Linked DNA regions of Homo sapiens: region 1 is linked to region 2. A link is an interaction called in ENCODE POLR2A ChIA-PET data of the cell type or tissue named here. Cell type or tissue: PC-3. All regions are shown on one strand. Each heading gives the region's core, and the rest is flanking DNA. Links, peaks and the distances in the headings are about the cores only.

Region 1 (5,375 bases), core at 101-5,100, 310 kb after region 2:
CTCAGCCCAGCAGGCTGTGCTCGGCTCATGCTACTGGCCCGGATCCCGTGCCTGCCAAGGGCAAGCCAGGCTTGGAGCGGCGAGGTTGTGTGTGAGCACAGGGCCAGGCCACTGCACACAGCAAGGCATGCCAGCTGTTGTGGTGGGGTGGGCAGCTCCAGGTGCCGGCTCCATGTGAGGCTGTGGCTGGACCAGATATACGACAAGCAGCTTCTGCTGTGGATATCAGCATCCGGACAAGGGGAACATGGTGGCGCCCAAAAGCTTGGAGACGCCAGGAAGTGCAGAGCCCCAGAGAGGATGTTACAGTGTGTTACAGCCCTGGCTTGGGGAACCTGAAGGTCTGGGCTCCCAGAAGAGCTGCAGCTTTTCTCTCCTCCTTGCCCACAGTGCGGTGAGCCGGGGGGCCATGTTTCAGCCCATTTGTGTTACAGCTCTTTCAGTACCACCACCCCACTTCAGCTTGCAGCTCATGGGCTGGCCTGGCCCCACAGCTCTTTCCCGTTGTGTGGGGCAGCTGCCCAGTAGCAGTGGAGAACAGGAGGGCTGTAGTGTTACGGCAGCTCTGGCTCAGGGAATTCCAAGGTCTGGGCACCCAGAAGGGTTGGCACTCTTCACTGCCACTGTCTGGGAGTGTATCACTGCCTACAGCTTGGTGAGGCAGCCAGGAACGTGTTACAACCCATTTCACTCCCACCATTTGGCAGGTCCCAAGTTCTTGTCCTGCGTCCAGGAAGAATGAGATTATGTGGACAATTGGAGGGTGAGCAAGACAGAGAAAGGCTTTATTGGATGACCGAACACCTCTTAGTGGAGAGGAGACCTGAAGTGGGTAGCTCCTATCCACAGGCAGGTAGTCCCAAGGAGTGTCTGAGTCCAGCTGAGTCTGGGGTTTTTATGGGGTCAGAATGGAGGAAGTGCTTGCTGATTGGTCCATGGATGGGCCTGGAAAAAGCACCACTTGATTGGCTAAAACTTCATCAAGGAAGTTCTCACTCCCTGTTGCAGACTTCACCCGGAATTGGCAGCCCAGCCCCAGGCTTCAGGCCATCCCTGGCTTGAAGGTGGGGTTTCACCAGGGATCCCTCCCATCCCTCCTAATAACCTGTCTGCCTTTTGCCGTCATCAACTGCCACTTATGGCACCCAGGTTTTCTGCACCAAGGGGCACTTGCATGCCCATGCCGAGCCGCCCTCAGGCCCCTTGGCCTCACTCCCGTGCTCCTCAGCACCCAAAATGTCAGCCTCAGAACTAGTTTCTGGAGGTGCTGAGACAGTCTGGGGTCTGGTGTGTTAGTGCCATCCTGAGCATGCACACGCCCGGCTGGGTCGCTACAGTGCCTGGGCTCAGCTATCAAGACACGATGGCAACTTTGTTCCACTGCAGAGTGCATACCAGGAGCGGGGAGAAGCCAGGGAGTGGAAGCAGGCACTTCCGAGCCTGCCGGGGCAGGGGCCTTCCTGGGACCCTGAGAGCACAGGGATGCCCGGGTCCAGAGCCACGGCTGGGCAGCTGCAGCTGCACCTGGGAGCATGGGCTCCCGCCCTGCCAGCTCAGTAGGGCACGGGGCTCCCACTGGGATCACCTGTTCCCAGCCCCCATGTGCAGCCTTGGCCATGCCTCCCTCGCTGCAGCTGGCATCCTCACAGTGGCTGCTTCAGACAGGCCGCCGCCACCAGTAGTAATGAATACTGGAATTTGTGTTGGGATTATTGAAACGTAATGCATAAAGCAGTTAGTGTGGTGCCCAGCACATAGTAAACAAATGCAGGTAGTGTTTGTGGCTGTGGTGGCAGTGGTGATTATGGTCGATGGTGGCAGCCAGTAATTTTTGGTCAGCTCATTGGTCAGAGAGTCCCTAAGCACAAGATTTCTAGAAACATTTTTTCACCCTACATCTTCCATACCTTTAAATAAAGAAGAGGTTACTGAAAGAAGGATCTAAGAGGAAGTGTCAGAAAGCTTTACACGTATAAATTCCTTATTTAAGTAGTTTTTATATTTGGAGCTTTCAGGAGTTGAACTTGGAAGATTTCCTATTTTGGCTCCTGGTATGGTGGGGCACAGCCCTGAGATCACGAGTGGGATCATTCCAGAATACTGTAGAAAGGGAGAGGAAGGGGTCAGGGCTACAACTCTGTCTCCTGTTTGGCTACACCACTCAACACGGTCAGTGGGATAGACTGACCAGCTATGCGAGCCCAAACGAAATCAGGTTGACAATGCCGGAGCCCCAAACAGTGGTCCCCACAGAGTGCCGCAGGAGCCGCCCTCTGGCTTCTCCCTTTCACCTCTTTCTTTAAGGCCTGTATTATTGCTCTCACCACAACTTGTCCTGAGAGAGGTGTCTATAATTAGCTCAGTTTGTGTGCAGGGTGGCTTAACGTGGAGGAAGTGGCATGAGGAACTTTGGTTAATCTTAAGAGGAAAGTCCTGAACACAGTTGATGTCCTGGGAGGGCGGGTCACAGACACAGAGTTCCCACCTCTTTGCCTAACTACCTACAGTCACACACAGTGCCTTGTATTGCAGATATTCATGTGTGTATTTGAGTCCCCAGCTGGATCTGAATCCTTGGAGAGAAATGTCTCCGAGAGGGCTGGGTCTTTTTTGTCTCTGTTTTCTCAGTGCTGAGCTCAGTCCCTGGCCCAGAGGACACACTCAGAGGGAAGGAGAAGGCAGGAATGCAGAGAATCTCTTACCAGTGGGTTAGAACTGCTGCTCTTGTGCCCACATTGCCTTCCTGGTCCCTCCCCTGCAGGCCCTTTTGGGTGTGGTCAACCCCGCAGTGTCAACCCTGTTTCTAGTTATTGGCGTTTGTTATGCTTCCTCACTTCAAAGGAACCAGAAAAATAATTTCCAAAAACAGCTGCCTTTGTACTTTCTAGGCCTTTTAAGGTTTTTGCATGCCAGAATCTCACCTATTTCTAATATCATAAAGATGTGGCTGCTTTGGAAAATATACCTCTGAGGCTTAATGCTATAATAACTTCCAGAATAATAAAACAACCTCCGTCTCTGGGACCTCAGTACCTTAACCAAGCATCGTGTCCACTTTGGGCTCATCATTGGAGGGAAAGTACGTACTAACAAAGCAGCGGACCAGGCACTGTGGCTCACACCTGTAATCCCAGCACTTTGGGAGGCTGAAGCAGGAGGACCTTTTGAGGGCAGGAGTTCAAGACCAGCCTTGCCAACATAGTGAGACCTTGTCTCTATAAAAAGCAACAACCACAAAAAACTAGATGGCCTTCAGGAATTCACCAAATAAGTTTTAGTGCTTTTATTTTTGTGAAAATAACAGACCTATCTTTTAGAAAATAGGTATAGCTGTGTATGAGGACATTGGCCAAGTGTGACTGGTGGAAAAAAAAAAATTGGCTGTTTGAGTAAGCAAGATGGGCTTCATTTCAGCTTAAGGGACAACCACAGCATCTTGGAGTTCAGAAAGGGTGTGTATGTGTCCTTTAGAAACAAACAAGGCCAGGCGTGCTGGCTCACACCTGTAATCCCAGCACTTCGGGAGGCGGAAGTGGTTGTGCCCAGCTATGTTGCTGGGCAACATAGCAAGACCTCATCTCTACTTTTAAAAAAAAATTAGCCAAGCATGGTGGCACGCACCTGTATTCTCAGCTATTTGGGAGGCTGAGGTGGGAGAATCACCTGAGCCCGGGAAGCCAAGGCTGCAGTGAGCTGTGATAGTGCCACTGCAGTCACTCCGGCCTGGGCGACAGGAGTGAGACCCTGTGTCAAAACTATTAAAAAGGGAAAGTGGACAGTAGACTTGGATAGACTTGGAGTTTCCCAGAATGATTAGTGTCAGTATAGAAGCAGCTTGGCTTGAATCGATTAACCCAGAGCCTGAAATTACAGGGGTCTAGAACCAGCACAGAACACGCTTAGATACAGATACCTCAGTGTGGAAGCATTCCACATTTTCTTCTAAGCATGTTAGAAAGCTCTCACTCTGAAAAAGACGCAGTCAGAAGAAGGGGCACAGAATTGGTTCTTTCGTTATACACAGAATGTATAGTTTAGGCTGCGAGATAACCTCCTAGAACAGCAGTTCCCACCCTGCTGAGCATGAGATTGCCTGGAAAGGCATTTGGCTTGGACCAGCTGAATCAGAAATTTCTCTGGTGGTTAACATTAGATTTATTTACTGCACTAGAGAAATGAGTCTGATGTTGAATTTTTCAAAGCTGATGAAACTAAGTTTATAAATAGTTTATATGCCTTTTTACCAAGTAACTCTTATTCTAGGAGTCTAAGAATAGAGTCAGTAATTCAGACAAAGATTTATGATAACAAATATACAATAGCATTATGTATGATAGGGGAAAATTGCAGTGACCTAAATATTTAATAAAGGAGTGGCTAAATTAGTTGTGGTTCATCTATACTGTTGCATATATTTGGCAAGTAAAACAGAGTTTTTAAAAGATAATTAATAGCTAACAAAATGCTCATGATGTAATCGTAGGTGGCAAATAGCAAGGTACAAAATTATATATGTCCACGAAAGAAATATTGTAGGATTTCGCTTACATGAGGTACCTAGAATAGTCAAATTCTCAGAGACAGAAAGGAGAATGGTGATTGCCAGGGGCTGATGAGAGAGAGAATGAGGAGTTAGTGTTTAATGAGTGCAGAGTTTCTGTTTGGGAAGATAAAGTTCTGAAGATGGAGAGTGGTGATGAAGTCACAACACTTTGAACTTAATGTCACTGAAATTTACAATTGAATGTGGTTAAAATGGTAAATTTAGTGTTATGGGTATTTTACCCCAATAAAAAAGAAAGGGCCTCCACCCCAAAATGCTGTGGAAGGAGGCGAAGGAACATGGCATGAACTCAGTTCCAAGCTCTTGACAAATAGCTTTAGAGACAGATCAGCTGTATTCTAACATGAAAGAAAATAAAGGCTGGACCGGCTGCAGGGGAAAGATTGTGCATGTATAGGATGTCCTAATTCTTAAAGAAAAGAGCACAGAGAAAAATTCTTTAAATTAGTTTTAAAAATTAGAAGTACAGGGAAAAAACTCCAAATGTGGTGACAGTGATCACTTGTGATAGAAATATGAGGTTTTAAAATTTTTTCCTATCTTTAAGAAATTTTACAGTTTCTCCCTAATGAATATATAGAAGCTCAGAATTACTCATAAAAATACTTTTTCTTCTTTTTTGTTTTATAGAGATGGGGTCTTGCTATGTTGCCCAGGCTGGTCTTGAACTCCTGAGCTCAAGTGATCCTTCCACCTTGGCCGCCCAAAGTGCTGGGATTACACTTTGGGTGAGCCACCATGCCCAGCCTTAAAAATAATTTTTAAGTGTTTGCATTCTTTGCTAATCTCTACATGAAGGGTGCTTATGACA
Region 2 (5,375 bases), core at 212-5,211:
CCTGGCCAACATGGTGAAACCCTGTCTCTACTAAAACAAATAAAAATTAGCTGGGTGTGGTGGCATGTGCCTGTAATCCCAGCTACTCAGGAGACTGAGGTCAGGAGAATCGCTTGAACCTGGGAGGTGGAGGTTGCAGTGAGCAGAGATCGCGTCACTGCACTGCAGCCTGGGTGACAGAGTGAGACTCCATCTCAAAAAAATAAAAAGCTTCACATTAATGGGTTAATGAGAAACACCATGTCACAATGCTGAAATATAAAAATGAGACCAATTCCAGTATTTATGAGGGGATTGTTTACAAAGAGCTATGATATACTGGACAGATGATACATTTGCTGTTGAGGAGACTAACTGTTCTGTTATAATTTCCTCTTTTTTTTTGGAGACAGGTCTCACTCTGTCACCCAGGCTGGAGTGCAGTGCCACAATCATGGCTCACTGCAGCCTTGACCTCCCAGGCTAAGGTGCTCTTTCTACCTCAGCCTCCTGAGTAGCTAGGGCTACAGGCGGGTGCCACCATGCCCAGCTAATTATTGTGTATTTTATAGAAATGGGGTTTTGCTATGTTGTCCTGGCTAGTCTTGAACTCCTGGGCTCAAGCTATCTGCCTGCCTTGGCCTCCTGAAATGCTAGGATTACAGGCACGAGCCACTGAACCTGGCCTTTGTTCTAATTTTCTCTTTTTCTTTTTTTTGTCTTTTTTTTGAGACAGAGTCTCACTCTGTCGCCCAGGCTGGAGTGCAGTGGTGGGATCTTGGCTCACTGTAACCTCTGCCTCCCAGGTTCCAGTGATTCTCCTGCCTCAGCCTCCCGAGTAGCTGGGACTACAGGCGTCTGCCACCACGCCTGGCTAATTTTTGTATTTTTAGTAGAGGCGGGGTTTCACCATATTGGCCAGGCTGGTCTCAAACTTCTGACCTTGTGATCCGCCCCCACTTCGGCCTCCCAAAGCATTGGGATTACAGGCATGAGCCACCGCATCCAGCCCTCTGTTCTAATTTTCAAATAAGGAGTCCTGTAAGTTACTGACTGGGCACCTTCCTTTCATCTGTAAAATGAAATGATGTTTTGCTTTTGTTTTCCTAGCATGGGGGTTATCCCACCTCTTGTTTCTTTCCAATTCTATGTGAGATGGTGGTGCATGCCATGTTGTTAGGTAGAAGACATGTCCCCAGCTCTACAGTTAGCAAGCTTTGAGAGAGGCAATTTAAATGGGTGCTAGCTATGTCAGCCCTTGGAAAGACCAAGAGCACATCTAAATGTAACTTGGTGATGGCATTTTTGTGGTGGAAGAAAGACTGTAGTCCTGCCCATCTGTATATTCTTTTTGATGACTTCGTTAAGTTACGGGGTAGACCTGGAAACTTGAGAATCTTTAACAGGTTCTTTCAGTATTTTCTCAGATTCTTACAGAATCTAGGTGGCAGATCTTTTTTTAATAATTGGATTTTCTAATGAAGTGGTAGTTCCCCCTGTGAATTCTTGAATTTCAAAAATTTTTATTGGTCATTATTGGCCCAGTTTGGAGTTGGCTCTGTGGCACTGAAACTCAGGAGAAAGATGGGGGCTCATAGCTTTGTTTGGAAATCAGCCACATGAGGATAATATTGAAGGTGCTGAGGGTGACAGCAGGAAATGGGAAGGATGTTGTTGAGGATGGAATATAGAGTGATAACTGTGAAGATATGGAAAGACTTAGCGAGAGAGTGACAGGTTAGTGGTTTTGACCTAATTTTGGGGAACAAGGTTCATATAGACTTTTCCTCTTCTATTATATGGAAAGTACCATAAAAATATGATTAGTAATAATCGTGTGTATCAGTTTATCAATTTTTCTGTAGCCAACTCTGCTTTTATGTACAACAAATGAGAAAGCAGCCCCTAAAATATGCCAGAGTGAAGAACATCTTCACGTTTTGTGTGTTCAGTTGGAAGTGTTTCAGTAATCATCCAGGGCTGCTTCCACAGTCTCCGTGTTGATATTGTAGCAGTTTCTCAGGTTTGTGGGCAAGTGACTATAGCTATTCCACTTGGTGGACAAAGCAGAATGCATGATCAGGCCGTCTTTGGTGCAGTTCACAGAATCATCACCTGTGCCTGGCAAATGGCTAAGTTCTAGCAGACCTTCCCTGCCATTCTGCTGCCTCACAGAGACTTCTCTTAAGAAGTTACACAGTTTTGTTCAGGGCTGTGCTAGATCCTACTTATCCTGGAGCTGGTTATCAGTTTTCTTAATTGCTCAGGCTTTGTGTTTTGCCATTTTACTTTGTTTTTCTTTGGCCATTTGCATATTGATCATGGAACAGAGAGATAAAACATGCTCATAGAGTGGATTCCTGTTAGGTTCCTACCACTTGTATAGTCTCACTCCAGTTACTGGACACATTTATGGAGTAACTGATAGAGCTATTTAGTGTTGGACAAATATATGATTCATTTTAAAGCAGTAAGCTCACAACCACTAACTTCATATTTATAGCCTGTCTCCAAAACTCCTCCTTCCTTTATTCTTTTAAAATTACTGTAATAAGTATGGACTCTTTAATGCCTGCTACATTTTTTGCAGATTTGGCCACAGATTTATTTTCTTTTATCCACATTTCTTTTTTTTTTTTTTTTTTTTTTGAGACGGAGTCTTGCTCTGTCACCTAGGCTGGAATGCAGTGGCATGCGATCATGGCTCACTGCAACCTCGGCTCACTGCAACCTCCGCCTCCTGGGTTCACGTGATTCTCTTGTCTCAGTCTCTTGAGTAGCTGGGATTACAGGCCCACACCACCACGCCTGGCTAATTTTTTTTTGTATTTTTAGTAGAGATGGAGTTTCACCATGTTGACCAGGGTAGTCTAGAACTGACCCCAGGTGATCCGTCTGCCTTGGGCTCCCAAAGTGCTGGGATTACGGACGTGAGCTACTGCACCAGGACTGATCCACATGTTTTTAAAAGTTGGTTAATGTCACATAAAATTGGGATTTGTGGCTTAAAAAAAATCAGAAAATCTGGCAGCATTCCCAGTGACTGAGTAATGGCTGTCTCCTTTAGACAGGATAGTAGGTTGTCTCCAAATACACATCACCCCCAATACCCACGTTTTTTGACATATACCTGGCTGCCTTCACTAATTGCTGTTACCTGCCTGGCTCTTTGGGCACCTGAGTTTGTAAGTCCTGCTTTATTACTCAGCTCTCCACTTCCTGCTGTGTTCTTGTACTCTTTGTTTTTTGTTTTCTTTTTTCTGAGACAGAGTCTCGCTCTGTTGCCCGGGCTGGAGTATAGTGGTGCAGTCTTGGCTTACTGTAACTTCCACCGCCAGGGTTCAAGTGATTCTCGTGCCTCAGCCTCCCGAGTAGCTGGGATTATAGGCATGTGCCACCATGCCTGGCTAATTTTTATATTTTTATAGAGATGGGGTTTCACCATATTGGCCAGGCTGGCCTTGAACTCCTGACCTCAGGTGATCCTCCCATCTCTGCCTCCCAAAGTGCTGGGATTACAGGCATGAGCCACTGTGCCCGGCCTGCTGCCATGCTGTTTGGAACAGGATGCTGACAGCCCTCTTTGAAGTGGAATGGGCTGTGAATCCGTCGAGGTGCCCCTCTAAAAAGCTGTGGTCTGAACCCTCTCCCCATCTTTGAAAATGAAAAATTTAAGCAATTTTTCAAAATATTTTCACTTGTGTTTTGTAATCCTTTCTTTACAACTGTCCTATAAGGTAGGCATGTGTGGATTTATGTACTATTGGGAAGCCTTAGGGCTTTCTCCACTTCTGCTAGGAATAATGTATTTTCTTGAAAACAGTTTCAGTGAAAGACTGGACTTTTCCTGTGGTCCTTTCAAGGTAGCCACAGTCTTCTTGTGGCCCAATTTGCAGCACTGAACCCTGGGCGTAGCTCTGCCATGAAAGGCGATTGAGAAACCATCAGATCCTATAATTGGTGAGTGGTGGAGCCAGCATTTGGTTGGAGAACTTTTGATTCCAGTGCAGCATGGTGCTATTCTGATACTCGGTTACTCTTTCAGATTGAAATTCTTCATTCCATTTTACTGTTTGCTGGGTGAGTGCAGCAGTGACACAGTTTTCAAAAGTTTACTAATAATCTATTTTTTGTCTAAAAAAATCTTTTTTGTAATATTTGATGGACATGCCATCTTTTTCTTTTTGAGACATCTCACTCTGTTGCCTAGGCTGGAGTGCAGTGGCACAATCATGACTCACTGCAACCTCAACTCCCTCCTCAGCCGCCTCCTGAGTAGCTGGGACCTGTGGCATGTGTCACCATACCCGGCTATTTTTTAAAATTTTTGGTAGAGATGAGGTCTCTCTCTTTATTGCCCAGGATCGTCTCAAACTCCTGGGCTCAAGTGTTCATCCTGCCTCAGCCTCCTAAAGTGCTGGTATTACAGGCATAAACCATCATTTTTACGTACTTTTAAAAAAGCTTTTTCTCTGTTTTTCAGTACATTTTATAGTTTTATAACGTTGGATTGAGTCTTCTCTTTTCCTAGTTTTAATCCTTTGGACTATCTTCATTTACAAATATCTTTTGTTTTAAGTTTTTCTAATTTACACTATTTTATTTTTAGTGACATAATCAAATTAAATATGTGTATTTTGACAATAAATGTGACCATTCTCTAGCCACCCCTTCACACACCCCGGGTTCTGAAGTGCATCTCTGATGTGGTCACAGTAATTTTTTGTTTTACTGACTTAAACATTTGCACTACAGTGTTTAGGGAACCGCCTATCATAAGGCTTCCTTTAATATGTTGTCCCACACAGCACTGTTTTACATGATGTAAATGTGTTATACAAACAAGCTTCCGTGGTCAAATGATTTTTGGGAAATGCAGAGTTAAACGAAGTTACACAGGTTTCCTTATGAGTGCTTTTGGGGGTGCCTGTCAGCACTGTGACTGTCTTAAGAGCTAGAGTTAAAGAGGACAAAGTTTTTCGACCTTGGCATCTGATAGGACTGATATTTCTTTTTTTTTGAGATGGAGTCTCGCTTTGTTGCCCAGGCTGAAGTGCAGTGGCATGATCTCTGCTCACCACAACCTCTGCCTCCCGGGTTCAAGTGATTCTCCTACCTCAGCCTCCTGAATAGCTGGGATTACAGGTGTGTGCCACCACACCCGGCTAATTTTTGTATTTTTAGTAGAGATGGGGTTTCACCATGTTGGTCAGCCTGGTCTTGAACTCCTGACCTCAGGTGATCCGCCTGCCTCGGCCTCCCAAAGTGCTGGGATTACAGGCGTGTGCCACTGCGCCCAGCCTAGGACCCATATTTCTAATGTTGCATTGGAAATATTTTGGGAAAAATTGAGCTACTATGATTTTCACATTATTTCTTTCTGTAGGTGGAAATGG

The links. ChIA-PET counts read pairs that join two places held together with the same protein. Peaks named below come from ENCODE experiments on the same cell type or tissue, not always from the same donor. Only the 100,000 strongest peaks of a DNase experiment are listed, where the experiment ranks them.
Region 1: POLR2A ChIA-PET joins it to region 2 with 9 read pairs; 3 of 35 experiments call an interaction of 5 or more read pairs at or near these places.

What each region holds. Positions count from the first base shown.
Region 1 is chr9:7,147,929-7,153,303 of GRCh38, forward strand. The region is part of intron 19 of KDM4C (lysine demethylase 4C); the gene reads left to right. Among named protein-coding and RNA genes, the nearest start is that of KDM4C, 390 kb to the left of the region's middle. RefSeq lists enhancers at 1-272, 273-772. In PC-3, for the core only: no CTCF peak of the experiment used is centred there; no DNase peak of the experiment used is centred there.
Region 2 is chr9:6,839,707-6,845,081 of GRCh38, forward strand. All of the region lies in intron 4 of KDM4C (lysine demethylase 4C), which reads left to right. Among named protein-coding and RNA genes, the nearest start is that of KDM4C, 84 kb to the left of the region's middle. In PC-3, for the core only: no CTCF peak of the experiment used is centred there; no DNase peak of the experiment used is centred there; H3K27ac peaks cover 1,560 bases.